2 separate regions of the Homo sapiens genome follow, and region 2 is linked to region 1. Evidence: read pairs that join two places in POLR2A ChIA-PET (ENCODE). Cell type or tissue: GM12878. All regions are shown on one strand. Region 1 overlaps WAKMAR2 (wound and keratinocyte migration associated lncRNA 2). Region 2 has its middle 25 kb from the start of LINC02865.

Region 1 (5,000 bases):
GTACAGACACTAACAAGAGATAATCCCCGTCCGTAAATAAATTACAGTTAATTGGAAAAATAGACACATAAGCAAATAACTATACATTATGCTCCAAAGTAACTATTATATTAAGATTTGTATATAAGATGTTATGAGAACATAGAAAAGCATATCCTGATTATGGAGAAGGGCGACCTTTAGGGAGGAGATGAAGGAGATGACAATTTTTTCACAGTTATCTCTTGCTAAGGTAATTTTTAATTGCATAAATTAATATAATAACATTATTAAGGGAACATTTTTTCACCACTTTGCACATTGACAGTTTTCCTTTTTCCATGTTTCCATTCAAACTTTGTCCATAAGTATGTGTATATATACATGTGTGTTAGAAAGTTTAAATCATAATATCTGTAATTATGTTTCAAAAGCTTGCATACATTTGGCTATTTGAAAACCAAAATATAGCTTCCTATAAAAATAAAATTATTAAAGGTTGTTAGGTTTCCCCAAACCTAAGCCTATTTAATACACAACACTCTATTGCTATACTATTGTAGTTGTACAGTGAGAGAGTAATTGTATTGTAATCAGAAAAATATATTGGGTTTCTAATGAATTTCTCTAATAAGAAGGAAAACAATAAAATGATTTGAAAAGATTTTTTTTTGTATTCCAGATGTTCTTCCTTGAGGTACGAATTAGTAGATAGCCATGGCTAGGTAAAGGAAGGATGTCAACCAGATGCTAGTGGATGGGCAGTTCTGTTTCCCTTTGATAGAATTCTAGTTAGGGGATGTGGGCCTCTGAACTTCAGAGCTAGTGGCAGAGAGTAGCATGCACAGCTCATTTTCTAATTTGGAGAGGAAGATTGTCTCTGGAATGGGGGAAAGATGAGCACATATGGATCTAGGTCGTCCTCTGGCTGACTGGGAAATCAGCATCCTGAAAATGTACAGCATGTATACAGCAGAGTGGGAAGAGAAAAAGAAAAGCAAGTGATCAGGTTCACACTGCAGATGGTTGCCTGCTCTGTTTGCATGGGAATTCAACACCCAGAACAGGAAAAAGTAAGGTGACTGACTGCCAGAAGTCCTCCATACGTTGGACCTGGGCCCTGGACCCTGGAATCTATGGATGTTGGGAAACAGGAACCCTAATAGCAAATTGGCTAGACACAAATCATCATTGCTGTGGTTGTTTCCAGACATCTGAAGAACAGCTTACATCGAGGCCTCATTTCAGTGAGTTAAGTCTATCTTAAGAAACTCAAGTCGTGCTATGGAATAGTTGTAAATTAATGTTTCCAATTCAGGGTACATCTATAGATATGTATTTTGAGCTCAATTTTTTTAAAAACCAGAAGCAGATGACCTCTGGTACACTTTATTTTTTATTATCTTATTTTATTTTCCCATAAGTTATTGGGGTACAGTGGATATTTGGTTACATGAGTAAGTTCTTTAGTGTGATTTGTGAGATTTTGGTGCACCCATTACCCAAGCAGTAAACACTGCACCATATTTTATCCCTCGCCTGTCTCCCACTGTTCCCCTCAAGTCCCCAAAGTCCATTGTATCATTCTTATGTCTTTGCATCTTCATAGCTTAGCTCCCACATATCAGTGAGAACATACAATGTTTGGTTTTCCATTCTTGAGTTACTTTACTTGGAATAATAGTCTCTAATCTCACCCAGGTCACTGCAAATGCTGTTAATTCATTCCTTTTTATGGCTGAGTAGTATTCCATTGTATATATATATACCACAGTTTCTTTATCCACTCATTGACTGATGGGCGTTTGGGTTGGTTCCACAATTTTGCAACTGTGAATTGTGCGGCCATAAACATGTGTGTGCAAGTATCTTTTTTGAATAATGACTTATTTTCCTCTGGGTAGAGACCCAGTAGTGGGATTGCTGGATCAAATGGTAGTTCTACTTTTACTTCTTAAGTTTTATTTACGAACTTAAATTTATTCATAAGGAATTTCCACACTGTTTTCCATAATGGCTATACTAGTTTACATTCCCACCAGCAGTGTAGAAGTGTTCCTTGATCACTGCATCCACGCCAACACCTACTGTTTTTTGATTTTTTGATTATGGCCATTCTTGCAGGAGTAAGGTGATATCACGTTGTGGTTTTGATTTGCATTTCCCTGATCATTAGTGATGTTGAGCATGTTTTCATATGTTTCTGGGCCATTTGTATATCTTCTTTTGAGAATTGTCTGTTCATGTCCTTAGCCCACTTTTTGATAGGCTTGTTTGGTTTTCTCTTGCAGATTTGTTTGACTTTGTTGTGGTTTCTGGATATTAGTCCTTTGTCAGAGGTATAGATTGTGAAGATTTTCTCCCACTCTGCGGGTTGTCTGTTTATTCTGCTGATTGTTCCTTTTGTAGTGCAAAGGCTCTTTACTTTAATTAGGTCCCAGCTATTTATCTTTGTTTTTATTGTATTTGCTTTTGGGTTCTTGGTCATGAAACCCGTGCCTAAGCCAATGTCTAGAAGGGTTTTTCTAATGTTATCTTCTAGAATTTTTATAGTTTCAGGTCTTAGGTTTAAGTTCTTAATCCATCTCAAGTTGATTTTTGTGTAAGTTGAGAAATGAGGATCCAGTTTCATTCTCCTACATGTGGCCACATAGCCAATTATCCCAGCACTATTTGTTGCAAAGGGTGTCCTTTCCCCACTTTATGTTTTTGTTTGCTTCGTCAAAGATCAGTTGGTTGTAAGTATTTGGGTTTACTTCTGGGTTCTCTATTCCATTCCATTGGTCTATGTGCCTATTTTTATACCGGTACCACACTGTTTTGGTGACTGTGGCCTTATAGTATAGTTTGAAATCAGGTAGTGTGATGCCTTCAGGTTTGTTCTTTTTGCTTAGTCTTGTTTGGCTATGCAGGCTTTTTTTTGGTTCCATACGAATTTTAGAACTCTTTTTTCTAACTGTGAAGAATGATGGTGGTATTTTGATGGGGATTGCATTGAATTTGTAGAATGATTTTGGCGGTATGGTCATTTTCCCAATATTGATTCTACACATCCGTGAGCATGGGATGTGTTTCCATTTGTTGATGTCGTCTATGATTTCTTTCAGCAGTGTTTTGTAGTTTTCCTTGTAGAGGTCTTTCGACTCCTTTGTTAGATATATTCACGAGTAATTTTTTTAGGCAGTTATTGTAAAAGGGGTTTTTTATTTGATTCTCCACTTGGTAGCTGTTGGTGTATAGAAGAGCTACTGATATGTGTACATTAATCTTGTATCCGGAAACTTTGGTGAATTATTTTATCAGTTCTAGGAGCTTTCTGGAGGAGTCCTTAGGGTTTTCAAGGCAAACAATCATATCATCAGCAAACAGAGAGAGTTTGACTTCCTCTTTACCATTTGGATTCCCTTTATTTCTTTCTCTTGCCTGATTGTTCTGGCTAGGATTTCCAGTACTATTTTGAAGAGGAGTAGTGAGAGTGAGCATCCTTGTCTTGTTCCAGATCTCACGGGGGATGTTTTCAACTTTTCCCCATTCAATATTATGTTGGCTGTGGGTTTGTCATAGATGGCTTTTATTATATTAAGATATGTCCCGTGTATGCCGATTTTGTTGAGGGTTTTAATCATAAAGGGAGGCTGGATTTTGTTGAATGCTTTCTCTGCACCTACTGAGATGATCATGTGATTTTTGTTTTTAATTCTGTTTATGTGGTGTATCACATTTATTGACCTGTGTATGTTAAACCATCCCTGCATCCTTGGTATGAAACCCCCTTGATCATGGTGGATTATCTTTTTGATATGTTGTTGGATTCTGTTAGCTGGTATTTTGTTAAGGATTTTAGCATTTATTTCTATTTTAGCATCTATTTTAACATCTGTTAGCATCTATGTTCATCAAGGATATCAGTCTGTATTTTTCTTTTTTGTTTGTGTCCTTTCCTGGTTTTGGTATTAGGGTGACACAAGTTCATAGAATTAACTGGGAAGAGTTCCTTCTTTATCTTGTGGAATCGTTTCAAAAGGATTGGTACCAATTCTTTGAATGTTTGGTAGAATTCTGCTATGAATCTGTCTGGTCATGGACTTTTTATTGTTGGTGATTTTTTAATTACCATTTCAATCTGGCTGCTTATTATTGGTCTGTTCAGGATATCTAATGCTTCCTGACTTAAGCTAAGGGATTGTATTTTCCCAGGAATTTATCCATCTCTTCTAGGTTTTCTAGCTTACGTGCATAAAGGTGTTCCTAGTAGCCTTGAATGATCTTTTGTATTTCAGTGGTGTCAGTTGTAGTATCTCCTGTTTCATTTCTTAGTGAGGTTATTTGGATTGTCTCTCTTCTTTTCTTTGTTAATCTTGCTAATGGTCTATCAATATTATGTATCTTTTCAAAGAGACAGCTTTTTGTTTCAGTTATCTTTTATATATTTTTGTTTGCTTGTTTCTATTTCATTTAGTTTTGCTCTGATCTTGATTACTTCCTTTTTTCTACTGGGTTTGGATGTGGTTTGTTCTTGTTTCTGTAGTTCCTTGAGGTGTGATCTTAGGTTGTCTGTTTGTGCTCTTTCAGACTCTTTGATGTAGGTGTTTATGGCTATGAACATTCCTCTTAACACCGCCTTAGCTGTATCCCAGAGGTTTTGATAGGTTTTGTCATTATTGTCATTCAGATCAAGGAATTTTTTAATTTCCATCTTGATTTCATTTTTGACCCAATGTTCATTCAGGAGCAGGTTATTTAATTTCAATGTATTTGCATGGTTTTGAAGGTTCCTTTTGGAGTTGACTTCTAGTCTTATTCCACTGTGGTCTGAGAGAGTGTTTGATATAATTTGAATTTTCTTAAATTTATTGAGCTCCTTTTATGGCCTGTCATATGGTCTGTCTTGGAGAAAATTCCATGCACTGCTGAATACAATGTGTATTCTGTGGTTGTTGGATGAAGTGTTCTGTATACATCTGCTAAGTCCATTTGTTCCAAGGTATAGTTTAAATCCACTGTTTCTTTGTTGACTTTCT
Region 2 (5,000 bases), 82 kb after region 1:
CAAATGTTTATAGAAGTTGTATTCATCATAATTGCCAAAATTTTGAGGCACCCAAAATGTCCTTCAATAGTGAATGGATAAACAAAATGTGGTATATCCATATAATGAAATATTATTTAATGCTAAGACTAAATGAACTACCAAGTCACAAAGACTTGGAAGAAGCTCAAGTGCATACTGCTAAGTGAAAGAAGCCAATTTGAAAAGACTACATGCTATATGATTCCAACTAAATGACATTCTGGAAAAGGCAAAACTATGGAGACAGTAAAAAGATTAGTAGTTGCCAAGGATTTGGGGGGAGGAAGGGAGGGAAGAATATGAGAAGCTCAAAGGATTTTAGGGACAAGAAACTACTTTTTATGATACTATAATGGTGGAGACATGACATTATAAATTTGTCACAACCCATAGAATTTACAACACAAACAGTGAACTCTAATGTAAACTACGGACTTTAGTTAATAATAATATATCAGTATTGGTTCATCTATTGTAGTATATATACCACAGTAATGCAAGATGTCAGTGATAGAAAAACTGAGGGGTGGATGAGGAGTCATATGAGAACTTGCTATGCAATTTTTCTGTAAACCTGAAACTGCACTAAAAATTAAAGTCTATTAATTTAAAATGTTAATGTGCATGAAGCATCTGGTACACAAGTAACCCTCAATGAATAATAGCTGTAATTATTTAATCTCTGTCTTCCCAGGGAGTGTGTCCATCATACAGTAACTTCTGTAGTCAGCTAAGGGGGCCCATTATGTCAGGGTTTCTCATTCTTGGCATTATTGACATTTTGGGCCAGATATTTTTTGGTTGGGGGAGTTGTCCTGAGCATTGTAGGATGTTTAGCAATATCTCTGATTTCTCCAGACTAGAAAATGCCCACTCCCCATCCCCACCCACTCCCATCTCCATTCTGTGACAACCAAAAAAGTCTCCAGACATTGTAAAATGCACCTAGGGGGAGCAAAACCACCCCCACCATGAGAATTACTGCATTATGTGCTTTTGAAGAAAAGCAAAAGGGCCCCAAAGATCTTAAAATATGTACCTCTGTCACATTAGACCAGAGTTTCTAAACTCAAAATGGGAAATGTATGCCACTAGAAATAAGTTATGTCTGCTGGGATTCTTCATTATGTGATTTTGGCCTTGGGCCTTGAGACCAAAATAGGCTGGGCATATATCCTGGTTTGGCATTATTTGAAAGCCAGAAATCCGATCAATCGCTGCTTTTCTGTCCTTTTCTTTTCTTCATTTTCTTTTATTTTCTTTCTTTCTTCCTTTTTCTTTTTCTCTTTCTTCTTTCTTTCTTTCTTTCTTTCTTTCTTTCTTTCTTTCTTTCTGTCTGTTTGCCTGTCTCTGCTTTTCAAAGTTTCTGTTCAAACTGATCCAAATAAAACTAAAACCATATGGCCAGAGTGGGGGTATGATGCCCATCTATTTTCCCTCATTCCTTTTGAAATAAGCACAGGAGCCAAGCATGACAAATCCCTTTGCAGGAAGATCATTTTTAGCCTGGTTGTTTTGTGTTGTGTTGTTTGAATAATTGCTTAGAACATTTTGATACTTCATGGCATTTTCCTCCCAAGAAAAAAGTTTTCAGATTAGTAATATTTTTCTTCACTAATCTCAGTCTTAGCCACTAAACCGCAACCAAAGGGTCTAGAATAAAGAAAAAGACCCTGTTATTTGTTATTTTTTAAGCGAAAAGGGGATTTTGTGTATATGTCTTAATTGGGCTGGATACCCTGCGACTATCTTATTGAAGTTTGAAAGCTGGGAGTTTCCAGGATATGTGCTAAACTTGATTTGCCTGTGTGTGTTTTTGTTAGGTACCAGCCAAAATATTTTATTTATTTGTTTATTTATGTAAAGAATGAGGGATTTCTGCTTAGGCCTCCGTCCAGGGGAATTCATGGTTCAATAAAGACTAACAGCCCCAGCAAGGTTACAGCTTTCACCAGTTCGTTTCTCCCTGGGTTCTTTATCAAAAGGAAACAGACCTTCTGAGAATGAACTTCCAGTGGATCATTCCTTTTTTTATCAAAACATCTTAGCAGAGCTAAAAGATAGTCTAGCTGGTTTGGGAGGCAGAAAAATAAGGATAGGCTAAGGGTGAAAAAGATAAGCTTAGTGGGACTTATCCTCAGAAAAGACCTGGATTTCTGTGCTGTCATGCAGGCCCACCCCTAACACTGCAGAGCTTCCGTGGGGCTTGAAGAGCATTGCTTGTTGAATGGATGTCTAGGTTTATGGGTTATATACCAGGCCCGCACTGGGCAGCAAATTCCAAGCAACAAAGGCAACCATGTGTTCATCAATAGAGTTCTGTTTTTTTGAGTGTTTGTGAAACACTGGACTCTCTAAAGTGCAGTGCCTAGATGACTCTGACACTAAAAAAATACATACCATCAGTAACCTAAATCACCAAAGGCCTCCTGCTCAGAGATGTCTATGAAGGTGGCAAATACCCAATGCTGGCAGAGCATCAGATTCACCTGGGGAGCTTTTCGATGCTACAGACATTCAACTTCTCCAGTTCCTCTTCATCAGATCTCTAGGGGTAGGGGCTCAAGCATAAAAATCAGTGTGAGGTTGGAAGCCAAGGTTACAGAGGCTACTTGAAAGCAGTAGTTACAGAAGGCCACCCAACCGTGTGTTCTATTTGGACACCTGTGAGTGACAGAAGCGCATGTCATGTGCTGCCCTTGGTGGGACACCACGCAGACAACAAACGGGACCTTTCTTCTCTAGTTCTTTTTGGATGGTCAATTGTCCCAAACTTTCCAACTCATTCATCTTGTTACTCTCTATAAAACTCTGAGCACAGTCAGCCTCCCATTTGTGCTTAATCAATTAACCAATTAAGGCAGTAGATACTAATACCTTATTTCATTCTCCAGGTCCCTAGCTCAGCCTTCTCCTTCAGAACCTAAATAAATATTCAAAGAAGTAACACATGTTTGAGATTTCTGAGGGATCTCAAATAACCTATAGGGAAAAAAGTTTTCATAATGACTCATATAAAAGCTGGGGGGCCCAGTCTGAAGGTGAGCTTTTCAAGAGCAGTTGAGGACATTCAGGAATTAAAAGGTCCTTCTATGTAAACAAACATTTTATGTGAAGAAAAGTTTAAAATCGCATTGTAGAGGACCCACTTACTACTGAATTAGAGAAATGACATATTAAGCAAGGCATCTTTGACCTAGACTAGGAAAGAATTAAAGGTGCCATCTAGGGCTGACAGCAGAGCCAGAGGCATAGCTTCTTAAAACGTGTAACTCTCAGCTCCGCTGCAATGCATTCTGGCCTCTTGGGTTCATATCTCATCCCCATGGACAATTTCTTGATGCTATCATGTAGAACACATGGGGTTCTAGGATTCATTACTGGGCAAACTCTACCTCTGGCAGAGTCCAGTCAACAGGGCCTATGCAAGTGAGCATCTGAGGGGGCTCAACTGCAAAATTTAATTGTAAAAATCATCTCAAAGGTCAAACTGTAGTCAAATGGGTAAGTTGTGGCTCTGCCACTAAATAACCCTGGGTGACTTTGAGTGAATAAATTAATTAATTAATTCATTCATTCATTTATGTACTTATAAAGTAGCTGTTACGTGCCAGAAGTGTGTCAATCACTGGGGATATAGCAGTAATCAAAACAGAGAACCCCAAGCCCATGCCTGCTAGGGAAAGAGATGTTAAACAAAACACCAAAATACATGTAGAAATACAACTTAAGATAAGAATTGAGAAGGAGTGGTGTAACACGGGGGTCCCTCCTTTAGACTGAAGGGTCAGGGAGGACCTGTCGAAGTAATTAAACTGAAACTTAAAGGATGATTAGGAATTAGACAAAATGGTATGGGAAGAGGGCTTCAGACATTAATAACAGCAGGTGTGTGGGCTGGTGTTCGAGGGAAAGAGTGTTTAGAGAAGTGGGCATGGGAGTTACAAATATGGTACTTGCCCCATAATGATGAAAATGATGGCCCAAGGGATGCAAACCAGACATGAAGGGAAATGAAAGAGGGAGGTGCTGAAAAAGAAAAAAAGCGAGTGAGTACATTGGTGGTCTGACCAAGGCTGCTGAGATTGGAGAACGGTTTCAGCGAGGGACCTCAAGCCTGTGCACTTTCTCATTGGAGAAGTTCTTATTTGAAGTAGCAGTAGCAGTGATGTCCAGCGGGTGGCAGCTGGAGTGGATGGCTGAGGTAGAGTGTAGAAAACATGTATTGGCAATGAGGGGGTCCCAGGAAAGAGCCCATTCAATGGGCTCTATGTTGAATATGCCCCTGAATATTCACATTTCTAAGAAGAATGAAGACTGGTCCAGGTGCTAAAGTTTTTAATGAATGACAGGAAGTGACCAGGAGGCTTGCAGACAATCTCCTCTCTTCCCTGGGAGACCCCTCCGATTTTTGCTATAGGCAATAACAATATTCAGTTTTCTTAACTCTTTCAACGTGATGAAAAACACACTAGGCTTAAAATCAGAAGACCTAGGTTCAAGTTCTGGCCTGGTGACCCTCTCGATGTGCCCCTTTTTTTTGGACATGTCACTCTGAGCCTTTAGGTCTGGGTTTCCTCATCTGTGATTTATATAAATGACTCTCGAAGGGTGGTGGGAAGTGGGACGGGGAAGACATGCCTCCTTAGGGAAGTCCACCAGAATTTCGAGGGCAGTGGTTTTCAACCCACCTTGCACATGAGAATCACCTGGGGAACTTAAAAAAATTATAAGCCACCCATGAGATTCTGAATTTGGCCTGGGTTGGCCAGGTTTTGGAATTTTTTGAAAGGTCCCCCAGTGATTCTGATGGGCAGCTTGGGAACCACTGCTCAAGGGAAACATAGGTCATTTGAGATGATCTCCAACTTACACCACTAGAATATAAGCCTCGTTTTTCTGTTTTGTTCACAGAAATTACCTGAGTGCCCAGACTAGCTGACACAGCGTAGGCATTCAACAAATTGTGTTTGCATTTT

The links. ChIA-PET counts read pairs that join two places held together with the same protein. Peaks named below come from ENCODE experiments on the same cell type or tissue, not always from the same donor. Only the 100,000 strongest peaks of a DNase experiment are listed, where the experiment ranks them.
Region 2: POLR2A ChIA-PET joins it to region 1 with 5 read pairs; 2 of 35 experiments call an interaction of 5 or more read pairs at or near these places.

The regions. Positions count from the first base shown.
Region 1 is chr6:137,835,931-137,840,930 of GRCh38, forward strand. All of the region lies in intron 3 of WAKMAR2 (wound and keratinocyte migration associated lncRNA 2), which reads right to left. Among named protein-coding and RNA genes, the nearest start is that of TNFAIP3, 29 kb to the right of the region's middle. In GM12878, no CTCF peak of the experiment used is centred here; no DNase peak of the experiment used is centred here.
Region 2 is chr6:137,917,914-137,922,913 of GRCh38, forward strand. No RefSeq gene overlaps it. Among named protein-coding and RNA genes, the nearest start is that of LINC02865, 25 kb to the right of the region's middle. In GM12878, a CTCF peak has its summit at 4,199 (motif pointing right); no DNase peak of the experiment used is centred here; H3K27ac peaks cover 3,552 bases.